Regions from separate parts of the Homo sapiens genome. Here region 2 is linked to region 1. Evidence: chromatin loops called from intact Hi-C (ENCODE). Cell type or tissue: PC-3. All regions are shown on one strand.

Region 1 (8,000 bases):
CAACAAGTAATAGAAACTACCCACTGGAAATCCAGATAATGAAGTTACCAGACACAGAATATAAAAAAACTTTGCTGAACACGTTAAATAAAAGTTAAAATTAAATACCTGAATACTAGATACTATAAAAATGCAAATTGAATGTCAAGTAAAAAAAAAAACAAGTAAAAATTCTAAAACCAAAAACTACAACAACTGCAAACAACACTTTCATGGATAGATTGAACATTATATTAGATGTGCTTGAAGGACTAGGAAACTGTAAATTGAGTTAAAAGAAAATATCCAGAGAAATACATGGAGACAAATGAAATATACAATAATTTTGAGTATAATTATAAAAAATATACATATATAAGAAAAGTATAGGACATACATCTCATATAAAAGACATTAAATATATTATGCCCTCTATATTACATTAAATATATATTGTTACATATAATAATTATATCTGTTAACATATATTAAATCATAAAAACATGTGTATTTGGAATTTTTCAACATTGAATACAGACACTGAGCCACAGATTTAGGAGGCACAATGAATTCAGACAGAGTGAATATTAAGGTAACCAAAATGGACAAAGAAAAAAATCTCAAAAATGGAAAAAGAAAATTATATTTCAAGGATCAACTTAAGCCAGGAAAGCTAGAATACAATAAAATATATTTACAATGCAAAAATTGCAATACAAATGGTAAGTCTATACCTCAAATAGACACACACACGTACGTATATGTATTTGTGGGTACGTGTGTGCGCGTGTGTATTAAAAACATACTTAAGCATATAATATCTGAAGAATTCATCACCAGCAGACCTACAATAAAGGAAATACTAATAGATATTCTTTGGGCAGAAGGAACATTGTAGATGAAAGACAAAATAAAGAGCAATGGAAAGTTTATACTATATTATTACATAATAATACTACCATTGGTATAGTCATCTTTTCTATAGTAACCTAAAAGAATAGAAAAATAATATGTAGCTGGTAAATATAAGAGGAAAAAATGAAATAATTTAAAACCTCAGTCAAACCAAATAAGGGCAAAAAGAAAAAAGCAGGCAGAATGAACAGAATAAAAAATAGTAAGATGGTTTAATCTCAAATACATCAATGATTATATGAAATTAATGATATAACTAATTAATTGCTAAGGACTAATGGCTACAAATCAAAGCTAGAGTTTGTAAGCCAGTCCAGATAAAGCAATAACAAAATCAACAAATTTTCGTGTTACAAAAAAGAGACAAACTGGAAACAAAATTTGTAGACATATTTTAAGTAAAAAGATAGAGGCTGGGCATGGTGGCAGCTCTTACACCTGTAATCCCAGCACTTTGGGAGGTGGAGGCAGGCGGACCCCAAGGTCAGGAGTTCGAGACCAGTCTGGCCAACATGGTGAAACCCCGTCTCTACTAAAAATACAAAAAATTAGCCGGGCATGGTGGTGAGCGCCTGTAATATCCCATCTACCCAAGAGGCTGAGGCAACAGAATTGCTTGAACCCGGGAGGCGGAGCTTGCAGTAAGCCGAGACAGAGTGAGACTCCATCTCAAAAAAAAAAAAAAAAAAAAAAAGATAAAGATACATCATGTGAACACTAAACTAGTGGTTCTCAAAGTGTGGTCCAGAGACCTCCCAGAGATGCTTTTAAAGATTCTGTAAAGTCAGTACTGCTTTCATAATAATTCCAAAATGCTATTTGGTTTTTCACTCTCATTTGGTCAAGAGAGTATAGTGGAGTTTTCCAGAGGCTACATGACTTGTGATATTATAGCAAATTGACTGCAGAGGCAAATATGAGAACCCAGATGTCTTGTGTTAAGTCAGACATTAAAGAGATTTACAAAAATGTGTAACAACACCCTTCTTCCCAGTATAACTCTTTGTTTAGAAAACAGAATTAACATTTATAAAATTTTTGTGAATCCAAAAGTTTTATTATTTGAAATTCTAAATGAATTAATAAAACGTAAAAAAATTTTTTTTCGACTACTTGGCAATATTGCTAGACATAACCCATACAAATAAGTTATTTGAGAGAGGTCCTCAATAATTTCTGAGAATGTAAAACAGTCCTGCATCTAAAATAAAGCTCGTTTAATTATATAAGACACAGAAGACTAAAGCAGAAAGCTTTACTACCTATGAAAAGAGACGTTTTAAAATGATGAAACTGGTCAATTTAACAGAAACATGTAACAGTTATAAATTTGCAGGCACCAAATAGCATGCCCTCAAAAACATTTAAAGTAAAAAAATATATAAGAATAAAAAGATTGAACTACAATAATCATGAAGTCATTGCTAATATTATCAGTACCACACTTAATCAACAGGCAGGTGGCATAACAAAAATATATAGGTTCTGAAGTAGGCTGTCCTGAGTTGTAAAAAACAAGCCTACTCCCAAACTAGCTATTTGAAGGTAGACAAGTGACTTAACTTCTCTGAGCTTTAGCTTTTTTATTTATAGAGTGAGGGTAACTTCACCTCATTATGAGGATTAAAAATAATATTATACAGGATTTTCACAAGATAGCTACTAAAAATGATAGCTATTATTATTTCCCAATAATTATTCTTAATAAAACAAGGAGTTTAAAACTATAAATTTGTGGTGACCAAATAAGGCTTCAGAGAGGGCTGAATTTTGAGTCAAACATTAAAGGAGAAACAATATTAATATACATTCCAAAAACTCTATTCACAACTGATTAAACAGTAATCGATTCCATAAATGCACTTGGATGGAAGGGGTGGGCGGGTTCTAGATGTAAATGAAGTTAGAGTAAGTTGCTACCCTTTGTCTTTAATCAATTTTTTTTTTTTTTGAGACAGGGTCTCGTTCTGGTGCCCAGGTTGGAGTGCATTGGTGTGATCTCGGCTTACTACAGCCTTGATCCCCCAAGCTCAAGTGATTCTCCCATCTCAGCCTCCCAAGTAGCTGGAGCTACAAGCATGCACCAGCCCACCTGGCTTATTTTTTGTTTATTTTATTTTTTTATTTTTAGTAGAAATGAGGTCTCACTATGTTGCCCAGGCTGGTCTCCAACTCGTGAGCTCAAGCCATCTGCCCAGCTTGGCCTCCCAAAGTGCTGTGAATACAGGTGTAAGCCACCATGTGCTGTGATTACAGGTGTAAGCCACCATGCCTGTCCTAATTTTACAAATTCTTTAATGTCAAATAAAGGCTGACAACTGAGTAAAATAAACTTATAGCAAGTCCTATCTTAGGATACCATTAATTCCTTAACACCTCTAAGAAAATTATTCTTTCCCAGATAAAATATCCAATATTTCTTCCCCTGCCCTATTCAAAATAAAACAAACAATAGCCACAAAAATATTAAAGAGCCTTTTCAAAGGACTTAAATATAATACAAATAAAGACTTGCTTAAATATTGTTTAGCTTACTGGTTAAATATATTCTTTTAACAGCTCTTTTAAAGTTTCCTAGATCTCACAAAATAAAACTTAAGTCAAGTGTGTTTACTCTTCAAAGGGCTCATGCCCATGGCAAAATTAACTTTTGGCCATACTTTCTACAAATATCTATTTCAAATAATTCTTCCCACAGAAATGAGCCAATGGTCTAATAAAACATTCCTGCCACAGGGGAGAAAATTCTGTAAGGAACAGCAAAATTAAAAATGTTAAATTAGGCTGGAGGTTTTTCACTGAAGATCAACCTCCTTCAGCTGTTCACTGATTGCCATGTCTGATGGTTTTTCATTCACACATACAAATATACAAAGTTGCACTTGAGACTTTTTAATTTTAGTGCAAAAGTACTTCAGGATTATACATGTTGTATAGAAAGAGTAATACTGAAACAGGAATCAGGAAACTTGGATCCCAGCCCTACCTCTGCCATGAGTTAGATGAAAACTATGTGGGTGTTTTTTCATCTGTAAACTAAGCAGCCTAGACTGGCGAGATACCTAAGATCCCTTTCAGCTTTACACTAAGCATTGTGTTGCCCTTCAAAACTAACAAGTAAGCTAGCACCATCTAGTGGACTCCAAAAAAAAAAAAAATCACTGAATAGGTAATAGTGAAAAAGATTCTTATAAGCAAAATGTCTAGAGTTCTTACTTTATTTTTCCTCCCAATGATTCAAAGACAATATTTGAAAGCAAGAATTATTCCAAGCACTATGAGCCACGACACAGCAATCAAGCCTATGTGAAAATGTTAAATTATTTCCATATCTTTCATATTTACAATACTAGTGGGCAATTTTCCAGAAAGCAGTATTATCTAGAAAATAAAGAAGGAAAAAAACTCTTAGTATCTCTACTATTTACATGATAATTTTTAGGAATATATGATGTGAAATTTATAAATTGGCAAATATATTGCTTAAATTAAAGAAATATTTTTTCAGATTAAAGTTTTCCTAAACAGAAACAGATACATCATGAACAAGAATATAAAAATGATCATTTACTCTTACATGTTAACATTATATTTATTTTTATTTTTATTCAATATTTAATAAAAGAAATAACTTATTCCAATTCCATATATATAGAGAAAATGTATATCACTATGATATTAAAGTCAAGAGAGTCGTTTGTTTTGTGTGGAAAAAGTCAAGATAATCATTTATTTTGTTTATTGCTACATCCCCAGAAATATTTCAGTGCTGAAAAAGCGCTTATACATATAGGTACTCAATAAATTTATTTTGAAAAAATGTCAAAATCATTACATTTGTTCAGCATAAAGAGTTTTAATGTAGTATAAAAATAGTAGTAATCTTAATTATGAAATGTATATTTATTTAAAAAGTAGAAGAATAGAAGAATAAGGTAATTTAAAAATTAGGCACTAGAGATAGACTGCTGAGTTTCAAATCCTGTCTCTATCATTTACTAGCTGTGTAATTTTAGATAATCTACTTTACTTCTTTGTGTCTCAGTTTTCTTATCTGGTGGGGTCAGAATTTTTTTTTTTGTTTTTGAGACAAGGTTTCTCTTTATCACCCAGCCTGGAGTGCAGTGGCATGATCACAGTTCACTGCAGTCTCATGAGTTCCTCTCAACTCAGCCTCCCGAGTAGCTGGGAATGCAGGAGCATGCCACCATACTCAGTGATACAGTTTGGATATTTGTCCCTGTCCAGATCTCATGTGGAATTCTAATCCTCAATGCTGGAGGTGGGGCCTGCTGGGAGGTGTTTGGATCATGATTGGGGTAGGGGGGATCCATCAGGGCTTGGTGCTGTCTTGGAGATAGAGTTCTCACAAGATCTGGTTATTTAAAAGTGTATGGCAATATCCCCACCACCACCACATTCTGTCTCCCTTGCTCCTGCTTTTGCTTGCAACTTGCCTGCGCCAGCTTCGCCTCCTGCCATGATTGTAAGTTTCCTGAGGCCTCTCTAGAAGCCAAGCAGATGTCAGTACCATGCTTCCTGTAAAGCCTGCAGAACCATGAGCCAATTAAACCTCTTTTCTTTTACCTAGTCTTGGGTATTTCTTTATAGGAAGGCATAAATGGCCTAATACACCTAGCTAATAAAAAAAAATTGTAGAGGCAGGGCCCCACTATGTTGCCCAGTTTGGTCTTGAACTCCTGGCCTTAAGTGATCCTCCCTCTTCAGCCTCCCAAAGTGCTAGGATTATAAGCGTGAGCCACTGTGCCCAGCCGAAAATATTTAATAGTACCTAACTCATGCCAGTGATGTGAAAAGCAAATGAGTTAATTTGTATAAAGCACTTAAATACCTATTGGTAAGAAAGCTATCTATTACTGTATAACACTTAATTGTATTTTTATGTAAATAAAATGTAAAAAATAACTTTTTTCAAATATGGATTTATTCAAAATTAATTTAGTTTCAAAATTTTCTGCTAGAAAGTCAATGAAATTCAACATAAAATAAGAGAAATAAAGACAACTAGATTTTAAGTTATAAATCCCATTTTTCATTTGCTTTGGCTATTCTTACTTTAAAAACTAACTGAAAAATACTGACTCAAAGGACTAAAGGTTTTCCATGAACCATTTTATAAACTTTAACAATCATGTGGCAACATTCATTCAATATATTTTTTGCCACATCTCATATAGAAAACACAGTTTTACCAATTTTGCCTTAAATTTACTTATGGGAAATTTCAAACAAAGGACAACATGAAAGATTTTCTTATTTAAAATTGGTCATAAAATAGAGAGTAGAAGGATGTTACCAGAAGCTGGGAAAGTTAGTAAGGGGCTGGGAGGAGTTGGGGATGCTTGCTTAATGTATATATATATAAAAAAAACAGAATGAATGAATAAGACCTACTATCTGATAGCACAACAGCATGATAGTTAATAATAACTTAATTTTACATTTTAATATAACTAAAAGATTGTAATTTGTTTGTAGAAACAAAGGATAAATCTTTGAGGGGATAGATACCCCATTTTCCATGATATGATTATTTCACATTGCATGCCTATGTCAAAACATCACATTATCCCATAAATATATACACCTACCATGTACCCACAAAAATAAAAATTAAAAAATAAAATAAAACTGGTATGAATATTTCACGTTATATTTTTGTTTTTACAATTGCATAGTTTAATTAGAATGGAAAACATTCATAACTAATTTCAAATAAATTGCCTTAAAAAGATTGATACATTCACTATTCTCATTCACTTAAATGCAAATAGTATCAACCAAATAAATATGTACATTAATATTTTCTAATAAAAAGAATACAGTTAACATTACATATTAACTACTGTGATAACTATAGCACAGTAAGAATTAGAAACAAATTAAACTTGAAACTACCAATGTGAAATATTGTGGTATTGCTTCCAATTTTATTTCACCTCCTTAAGAAATATTATAGCATGGAATAGTAACTCACTAACTTACAAACACAAATCTATCTTTGTCTCCCTTCATAAGAGTTCTTAGCATCAATATATCACTGAAAGACAAAATCTATGCTTTTCACTTAGCTCAACCAGAATCTCTAAGCATTTCCTGAAGATGAAAAACAGACTCCAACTGCTCTTCAGAAAATCTACTTTCTCATGTATACTATTCTCACACTCAATAAATACAGTGTTTTCATTGTACCCAACAGACACCAAAGAAGTCTTTTACCTTGTTTGCTCTGTACTGCATGCACAGAGATATCTCAGGTTTATCAATTAATACTATGGCAGTTTTCACATAAATCTTGCTGATATCCTATGCCAGGAAATCCACTACTTACCAAAAAAATTCGTACAGCACTGCTGGCAATGAAAATGAAGTAAACGGGAATTCAAGCATTTCTTTTTTTACAAACAGCCTTTCTTTTCTTTTTAAAGTTTGCTTCAGTGTGTGCCAATATAGTAACATACATTATCAATGCACTTGCCTTCACTCCAACAACAACAAAATTATTTTAAACTAAAATTTTAAAGTAAAAATATTTGTGTCAAAACTATCAGCATTTCCATATGGAAGAAGTCATAGTAATCCAAAGCAGGCAGCACAAGAACGCAGGCAAATAAACACATTAAAGCATGTTATATGTTATATTTTCAAAAGTATGCCTTGAAATGTTTGCAAAATAAAGCTTATTTTGTGAAAACAGCTATATTTTACCTATATTTAAAAAAATAAAGGAGATGATGGTGACTGCCTAGATCCAACCCTCCCCATACCTCCTCTAGAAATCCATAAAGAGTAACAAAATAAAAAATAAACACAACTTACAATTCCAGTATAAGTGGGAGATAAGGAAATTACAATCTGAATTTTTTGTAAGTGAGGTAATAGGTATCCAGGACCAACATAATCCAGTTGGAATCCAGACTTGTGCCAGGGATAAGTAAGAAGTGGAGGTGCCCAAGTGATGGCAGAACCCTGCATTGTCAACAAGTTTTTCTTCCAGAAAGAAGGAATATCCTGAGTAGGATGACAGAATTAAGACCAAATATATAAGACGAATTAATAAATGCAAGTGGTTATAGCTTATATGA
Region 2 (8,000 bases), 840 kb before region 1:
TAAGTGCAATCTATTGTTCAATATTTTGAAAAGTGGAATGAATAGGAGCTTAATAGGAGCTTAATTATTATCAAGGTTCATAAATATCTCTATGATAATTTAAATTACTAACTGACCCTAAATTTATTGCCCTCTATATAAATATGTATAGCTATCTACTTCAGATACATAGAGACCATTGTAGGCTGAATAATAGCTCTCAAATATATTCACATCCTATTCCTAGGAACCTGTGAATGTTACTTTATATTGGCAAAAGAAACTTTGCAGATGTGAATAAATTAAGGATTATGAAATAGGGAGATTATCCTGGATTATTTAGTGGACCTGGATTATTCTGGAAGGGAAACAGGAGGAGTAAAGTCAGAAGAGATGGCTACCTAATGAAGTAAGGAGAAATTGGAGTAATGGGCTTTGAAGATGGAGGAAAGGCTACAAGATGACAAACCATGGAATACATGTGGCTGCTTGAAGCTGAAAAAGACCGGGAAGCAGACTCCTTGGTCCGAGACTCCTGAAGGAGCTAGCCCTGCAGATACCTTGACTTACCTGATATGGTTTGGCTGTGTCCCCACCCAAATCTCATCTTGAATTATAATCTGGGTTGCAAGCCCCAGGTGTTGAGGGAGGTACCTGGTGGGAAGCGATTGGATCCATGGGGGCAGATTCACCCATGCTGTTCTCTTGATAGTGAGGGAGTTCTCATGAGATCTAATGGTTTTATAAGGGGCTCTTCCCCCTTCACTCTCTCTTGCCTGCCACCATGTAAGACATGCCTGCTTCCTCTTCTGCCATGATTATAAGTTTCCTGAGGCCTGCCGAGCCATGCGGAACTGTGAGTCAATTAAATCTCCTTTGTTTATAAATTACCCTGTCTCGGGTGGTATCTTTATAGCAGTGCAGAAACAGACTAATACACCTTTTTAGACTGATTTCAAACTTCCGGCCTTCAGAACAGTAAGACAATAAATTTGTGTGGTTTAGGCTAGTGAATTTGTGGTAATTTGCTACAACAGCAATAGAAAACAGACAGATACTTTGCTGCAAATCATGAGGTCTCTCTTTGTAGAGTGGTGACGGTTTTCATTATAGTTGAAATAGCCCTGTGATTTCACCAAGGATTTTGATGCTGTACATATTTACTGTTTAGTCATTAGCATTTCATAAGAAAAAAAAAGTTTATCAAGGAATTTTACTGAAAAGTTACTCATTTTGAAATCCTAGTTCTCTATTAGTGTGGCTTATTAGAAAAGTTGTTGACAGAATTTTTCACTGAATTCTTTCTTAGTATTGGTTAGTTCATTAAAGGTCTTCATTAATTGTACTGCCAAATATTTTGCCAGCATGTTTTCACCAGAAAAAAACTCACTGGCCCTGGTCCCACTGTGCATGTCAGGAATATAAATTTTTATCCTTCCCTTATTGTATTCTGGACTCTCTCTTGTTAAAAAGTGCCCACATTAAACAGTTAATCAGTAGAGGTTTTAGGAAACCCTACACGGCAAAGAGCACCAGGGCACTGCAAATGCTTACAAGAATTCCTACGCAGGGTAAATTAGGAGGTCCTATGACATGGTTTTTCCAAAGACACAAGAAGCCTATAAATACACACACACACACACACACACACCACCACCACCACCGCCACCGCCACCGCCACCGCCACCGCCACCACCACCACCACCACCACCACCACCACTTTTGGAACCTAAATCCCTTGAAACAATTTTCTATTTGTATATCTCTTACCAGACTGCTTGATATCCTGTTTGGGGGGCATGGGGGAGGCTAATTTTGGTAACATGTTATTATTTGCAGTGATTTGTCAGATTGAGCAACTGGGGATTGCTTACTTTAAGTGGCACCTCTCTCTCAAAGAATTTCTAAAATGGCACTGTTGGGCCTTCCTAGAAGGAGCAAGGATATAAAGACATCTGTTTCATTCATGGGAAAATTGAGAACTTTTTTTTTTAATGTCTAATGTTTGAACTCATGGAAGGAGAAATCCTCTTTCTATAAGTTTGCCAGCCCACCTATCCATCTATCCATCCATCCATCCATCCCTCCTTCCCTCCGTCCATCCATACATCCATCCATTCATTTAGTCATTCCTTCACTTATTTAATAAATGTTTATTATGTTTTAACAAATTTGACTTCCCTGGACATATACCAGGTTTTCTAAGTATATTATAATTTCCAGGGTTTCCTTCTCTACTAAGCCTCAGAAAATCATATATAAAATATATGACCTTATATACTAGTTGGTAAGGAGATGAACAACTTAAAGGTGGTAGCTTTATAGCTTATTTTGTACTGTTAAACTTCATTAAATGAAAATTATTTTTATAAATAAAATTATTTTTATTCCAATTTGGACACAAATAAATATATAAATATAATTTTTTAATTTTAAAATTCAAAATATATAATGTGATATATGGTCATTATTCATTGAGCTCAAATTTTATTGGTTATAATATTATGCAAGAAATGCTGGCCTACAATGTTAAAGAACGAATTGGCATTTCTCTTTTCATATGAGTTGAAAAATTTGAATAGGGGAGACTATTCAAAGCTTGGCCAGATACAGCAAAAAGATAGAGAAATAGGGGATGGGGAGACTATTTTGTATTTGTATTTTGTATTAGCACCATTTTCTTATGGTGGCTCAGCAAGGGAATTCTGAGCTAAACTGAGGGCTCCTTGCAATTAAAAAGAAAAATATTTATTTAGAATAAAAGCCAGAGTTATTTAGTAGGGCACATATTCTTATTAAATACTGTCTAGACTGTATAGTCTTTATAAAGAAATTAATATCCTGTTGATGCTGTATGTTTGTCTTCAAGTATGTAAGCAGAAATTTAGCCATAGTCACTGCTAGTGGGAAGGGTCTGAATTATTTCCCCTCCTGCCTTCCACAGAACTAGTGATTATCTCTCTAAGCAGATGAGCAGAGAAAATGAAAAAAGAAAGTAACATTAAAATGTATTCATCTCTTCTCTCTTTTCAGTATTTGTTGACTGTTAAGGCTTTCTGACATCAAAGGTTATAAAAGCTTTGCTTTTCATATCTGTTGTAACCACTAGGTGGCAATATAATGCAAAAAATAAAAATATATTTTAAACGCCCTCTTTAGATTTGCTTATCGTCACAGGTAGTCTTTTCCGTGCATCTCTGAAATTTGTCTATAATTCCAAAATTAGATCCTATAATCTATGCACCTATCTTTGTATCATTTTTATTTCTCTGTTCACATCCTTGAAATTATGAATTGTGCAAGAAAACCCATCTGCCTTATACTCCTAAATATAAGATTATTTATAGATATACAATCACAACAATAAGTTATGCTAATGGCAACTTTAAAATGCCATATAAGGTGATGTAATAAAGATTATTGGAATGTGTAAAGATAACTTATAGGTTCTCTTTTTCCGGTACGATCAGGAAATGAAGTTGTGTTTTTTAGTTTTTAAAGAGAGTAATTAACTTGACTATTTTCCAAGATAATTAAAATGCTATAAAAATATTCTGTATTTTTATCTCATCTTTGATTATTCTAAAGGAGGTCCATGTGAATTAGGCCCCAGGATTTACAATGCCTCAAAGTAACTGAGGAGCAAAGGTTAACTCCACAGTCAGAGAACTCGAAGCTTTTGAATATACTGACATCAGGCCTGGCGCGGTGGCTCACTCCTGTAGTCCCTGCACTTTGGGAGGCTGAGGCGGGTGGATCACGAGGTCAGGAGTTTGAGACCAGACTGGCCAATATGGTGAAACCCCGTCTCTACTAAAAAAATACAAAAATTAGCTGGCGTGGTAGCACCTGCCTGCAGTCCCAGCTGCTCGGGAGGCTGACGCAGGAGAATCGCTTGAACCCGGTAGGCGGAGGTTGCAGTGAGCCGAGATCGCGCCACTGCCCTCCAGCCTGTGTGACAGAGTGAGACTCCATCATCTCAAAAGTAAATAAATAAATAAACTGACATTAAGTTTCTTTATCTATAGCACAAATGTGTTTAAATAACCTGCCACTCATCAAAATATCTTTAATTATCTATTATTCTTTTAAATTTATATACCAATAGTCATTCTAACCTATTTTCACCACCATAAAAGTATTGAAGTAAATGGAGACAAATTCTTGATAAATTATTGTGACGCTCCTTTCTAAGGCAGATGATATAATCTTGCATACAGAAAGCCCTAAAGATTCTACTTAAAACATCACTTAAAATGAATAAACAAATTTAGTAAAGTAGCAGGATACAAAATCAACACAAATTATTTGTGACCCTATACTTTAACAATGAACAATCCAAAAAGAAAATTAAGAAAACAAATCTGTTTACAATAGTACCAAAAAGAAGAAAATACTTAGGAATTAACCAAGGGAGTGAGAGACTTGTACAATGAAAACTACAGAACACTTATGAGAGAAATTAAAGAAGACATCAATAAATGGAAAGATATCCTATATTCTTTAATTGGAAGACTTCAAATTGTTAAGATGTCAATACTTCCCCAAACAATTTAAAGATTCATTGCAATCCCTATCAAAATCTCGACATTGTTTTCTAAAGAAATAGAAAAATAAATCCTAAAATTAATATGTAACCTAAGGGGCCTCAAATCACCAAAATAATCTTGACAAAAAAGAACAAAATTGGATTACTCATACTTTCTTATTTCAAAACTTACTACAAAGCTACAGTAATCAAAACATTGTGGTACTGGAATAAAGACAGACTTACAGTCCATTGTAACAGATTAAAGATCCCAGAAATTAATTTTGGCATATATGGTCAAATGACTTCCTTAGTGGTGCCAAGACCATTCAATAGTAAAAGAACAGTAAAAGTGGTGCTGGTAAAAAGATAACTTACAGAAGGAAAAAAAAAAAACAAAAAACAGCTTTACAAATCACATGTCTCGTAAGGGACTAACACCTATAATCTGTAGAAGACTCTTAAAACAGCAACAAAAACCCCAATTCAAAAATGGACAAAGGACTTAAATAGGTAAATATATTTTTAAAAATCAAGTATATTTTTATGAAGTGATAACAAATTAAGTTATTGTTTATAAGAACAATAACAATATTATGTAGAAATAAATTTAACAAAACATTGCAAGAGCTCTATGCAAAATTATCTTTTTTTACTTTTGAGGGAGATTAAAGGAGTGTTAGAAAAAAGATATGCCAGGTATGTGGATTATAAAATTCAATATTTTGAAGTTGTTCATTTTTCTAAAATTGATCTACAGATTTAATGCAATACTTATAAAAATCCTTACAGGTTTTGTTTGTATGTGTGGTACTTGACAAGCTAATTCCAAATTTTTAATGGAATACAAGGGTAACAAAAATAACTAACATTCTTGAAGAAGAAAAAAAGGTAGGAGGGTTTGTTTAATGAACAATCAAGATTACTACTAAGTTGAAGTGATTATGAGTGTGATATTACTTCAAGGATAGAAAATTGCTAAATGCAACTGAGTAGAGTATTACACACTATAAACTAAGTAAGTGAACACTTAATTCATGATAAATTCGGCACTGTAGAATAGTGGGGAAGTAAAAGCCTTTCAATAAATAATTCTGGGAAAAATGAATACTCATCTGGAAAAAAAAGAAAATTCATCCTTTCTCTACATTGATACACAAGTAATTTCAAGGTCAATTTGGGATATAAATAGGAAAGGCAAAACACTAAAGCTCTTAGGAGATAACAAAATAAAAATTCACAAGATGATGGATGTTGTCTTAAAAACAAGGATTGGCTGCGTGCGGTGGCTCACGCCTATAATCCCAGCACTTTGTGAGGCTGAGGTGGGTGGATGATTTGAAGTCAGGAGTTCAAGACCAGCTTGGCCAACGTGGTGAAACCTCATCTCTACTACGAATACAAAAAGTAGCCAGGCATGGTGACACATGCCCGTAATCCCAACTACTCGGGAGGCTGAGGCAAGAGAAGCACTTGAACCTGGGAAGTAGAGGTTGCAGTGAGCCAAGATCACGACACTGTACTCCAGCCTGGGCAACAGAGCAATACTCCATGAAAAAAAAAGAAGAAGAAGAAGTATAGAAGTATTAAGCATTAAAAATATTTACAAATATTTTACAAATACATGACTACATTAAAATTAAAATAATTATTTCTTTTGAGCCACCATTTTAAGAATGAAAGATGCCACAAATTAGATTAAGAATATGTTTATAGTGCATATCATCAATAGAGCATGTATAGTTTTTTCTTATTGATTTCTAGGTAATTTTGTCACCTAGGAATCAAATAGATAAAAAAGATTTCACTACAGAACAACAGGCAAGAGACTTGAACAGGCACTTCAAAATAAGGATATTAAATGGACAGTAAAGATATGAAAAGGTGTTCAACCTTATTAGTTATCAAGGAAATGCAAATTAAAACCAATATTCAATACCATTGTGTACACCTGAGAATGGCAAAAATTAAAAAGACTGACAGGTCTTTAATAAGACCATAGGTGAAGATACAAAAGAATTCTTATACACAGCCAGTGAAATTATAAATTGTCATAACATCTTTACAAAGTAGTTCAGCTTTCTAGTAAAAAAAATAAAAATGAAAATAATTAGTAACAACAACAACAACAAAACCCTAACGTCCATCAAGGGAAGAATGAATAACATATATTATGAATTTCATTTAGAGATAAAAATAAATGAATTACAGTTACATATAAAAATATGGATGGGCTGGGTGTGCTGGCTCAGGCCTGTATTCCTTTTAAACTTTGCTTATCAGATAATTTTCCAAACTTTGTGTGAAATATTTCCTCAGAGCAGTGGGCCCAGAGGCTTGCCAAAAATAAGCAGTCTGACAAATAAATCCTAGAGAAGTTAGGGCAGACTCAGCAAAGCATGAAGAAGTGTCAGACTGTGGGACTGATTGGTGAAATTGGTTTCCGAAGTTCCCAATTTCTCACAGAAGGCACAATGGGGTAGGTGGACATCATACTTCACTTGCTTTATAAGAGTTTCATTGGGTCATTGGAAACTCCGAGGAAGGAGGGGATAGTAGGGGGCACTCGAACTTCTTGCATTACTAACGATGTCACCATGAAACATCAGCCTAATAACCTTGTAGGGCTGCTAAAACTACCTTTTGAAAGCTGTATCTTCTGCATTTTACATCTCAATTTGAGGTACAATGGCCATAGGAAATGACTTATATTAATGACCAGGCATCAAAAATTGTGGAGTTATGTTGAACCTACAATGTAATGAGCAGTTCCAGGACATGACATTGTTTATGAGCAGTATCTTGAAGAAGTGGTCACAATAGGCCTTGTGGAGCCTACTTCATCAAAGAACCCAATAAAAAAAGAAATTAATATTTCAGTAAACTATCGTTTCATGTAAATACACTGGACTAGGCAATACAATAAGTGTGTATACATTAACAATATTTTCTACTGAATTATTCTATTTAAATAGCCTTGAGTGAAAATCTACTGAAAATATTTCATTTTTCACATATGTATTTTGCTATCTTATAAATATAGTCAATGACAGCTGACTTGATCTATTTCAGGCCACCCCATCCTAGAGGTAAAAATTGGATCACTATTATTATTTAGAAAAAAATCTTCAAAATATACCAAACTTCATATTTGATTCGATTTTCCATTTGATATTAAAAAATTGAAGTCTTTCTTCACTTTCTATCACTGAGCTATGGAAAGGAGAAAAGCCTTTTTTTCCCACTCCCAAGTTTGCATAAATTTTCCTGCTGTCTTATCAAATCACAGATATTTCTTTCCTTTACATATTTATGGCAACTTTTCTGACCCATGGGCCAGAGTATCAAGCTGTGTGATTCTACCTCTTTCTCGTTTTATGAGTATGACCTTGATACAGAGGCAGATTGCTTAGGTGCTGTGTGTTCTAGCTTTTAGTCACAGATGATGGAGGTGGCAAGTTTTACATCATTACCAATTACTCCTCTGGATTGA

What was found. Hi-C counts contacts between places; a loop is a spot of excess contacts. Peaks named below come from ENCODE experiments on the same cell type or tissue, not always from the same donor. Only the 100,000 strongest peaks of a DNase experiment are listed, where the experiment ranks them.
Region 2: a loop joins it to region 1, with 8 times the contacts of the local background. A loop is called at or near these places in 10 of 110 quality-filtered maps.

The regions. Positions count from the first base shown.
Region 1 is chr12:85,072,833-85,080,832 of GRCh38, reverse strand. LRRIQ1 (leucine rich repeats and IQ motif containing 1) reads right to left here. Exons shown (of 27, transcript NM_001079910.2): 11 at 7,735-7,926. Among named protein-coding and RNA genes, the nearest start is that of LRRIQ1, 40 kb to the right of the region's middle. In PC-3, a CTCF peak has its summit at 4,032 (motif pointing left); a DNase peak (open chromatin) is centred at 3,942; H3K4me3 peaks cover 485 bases; H3K27ac peaks cover 471 bases.
Region 2 is chr12:85,915,628-85,923,627 of GRCh38, reverse strand. No RefSeq gene overlaps it. Among named protein-coding and RNA genes, the nearest start is that of NTS, 45 kb to the right of the region's middle. In PC-3, a CTCF peak has its summit at 3,082 (motif pointing right); no DNase peak of the experiment used is centred here.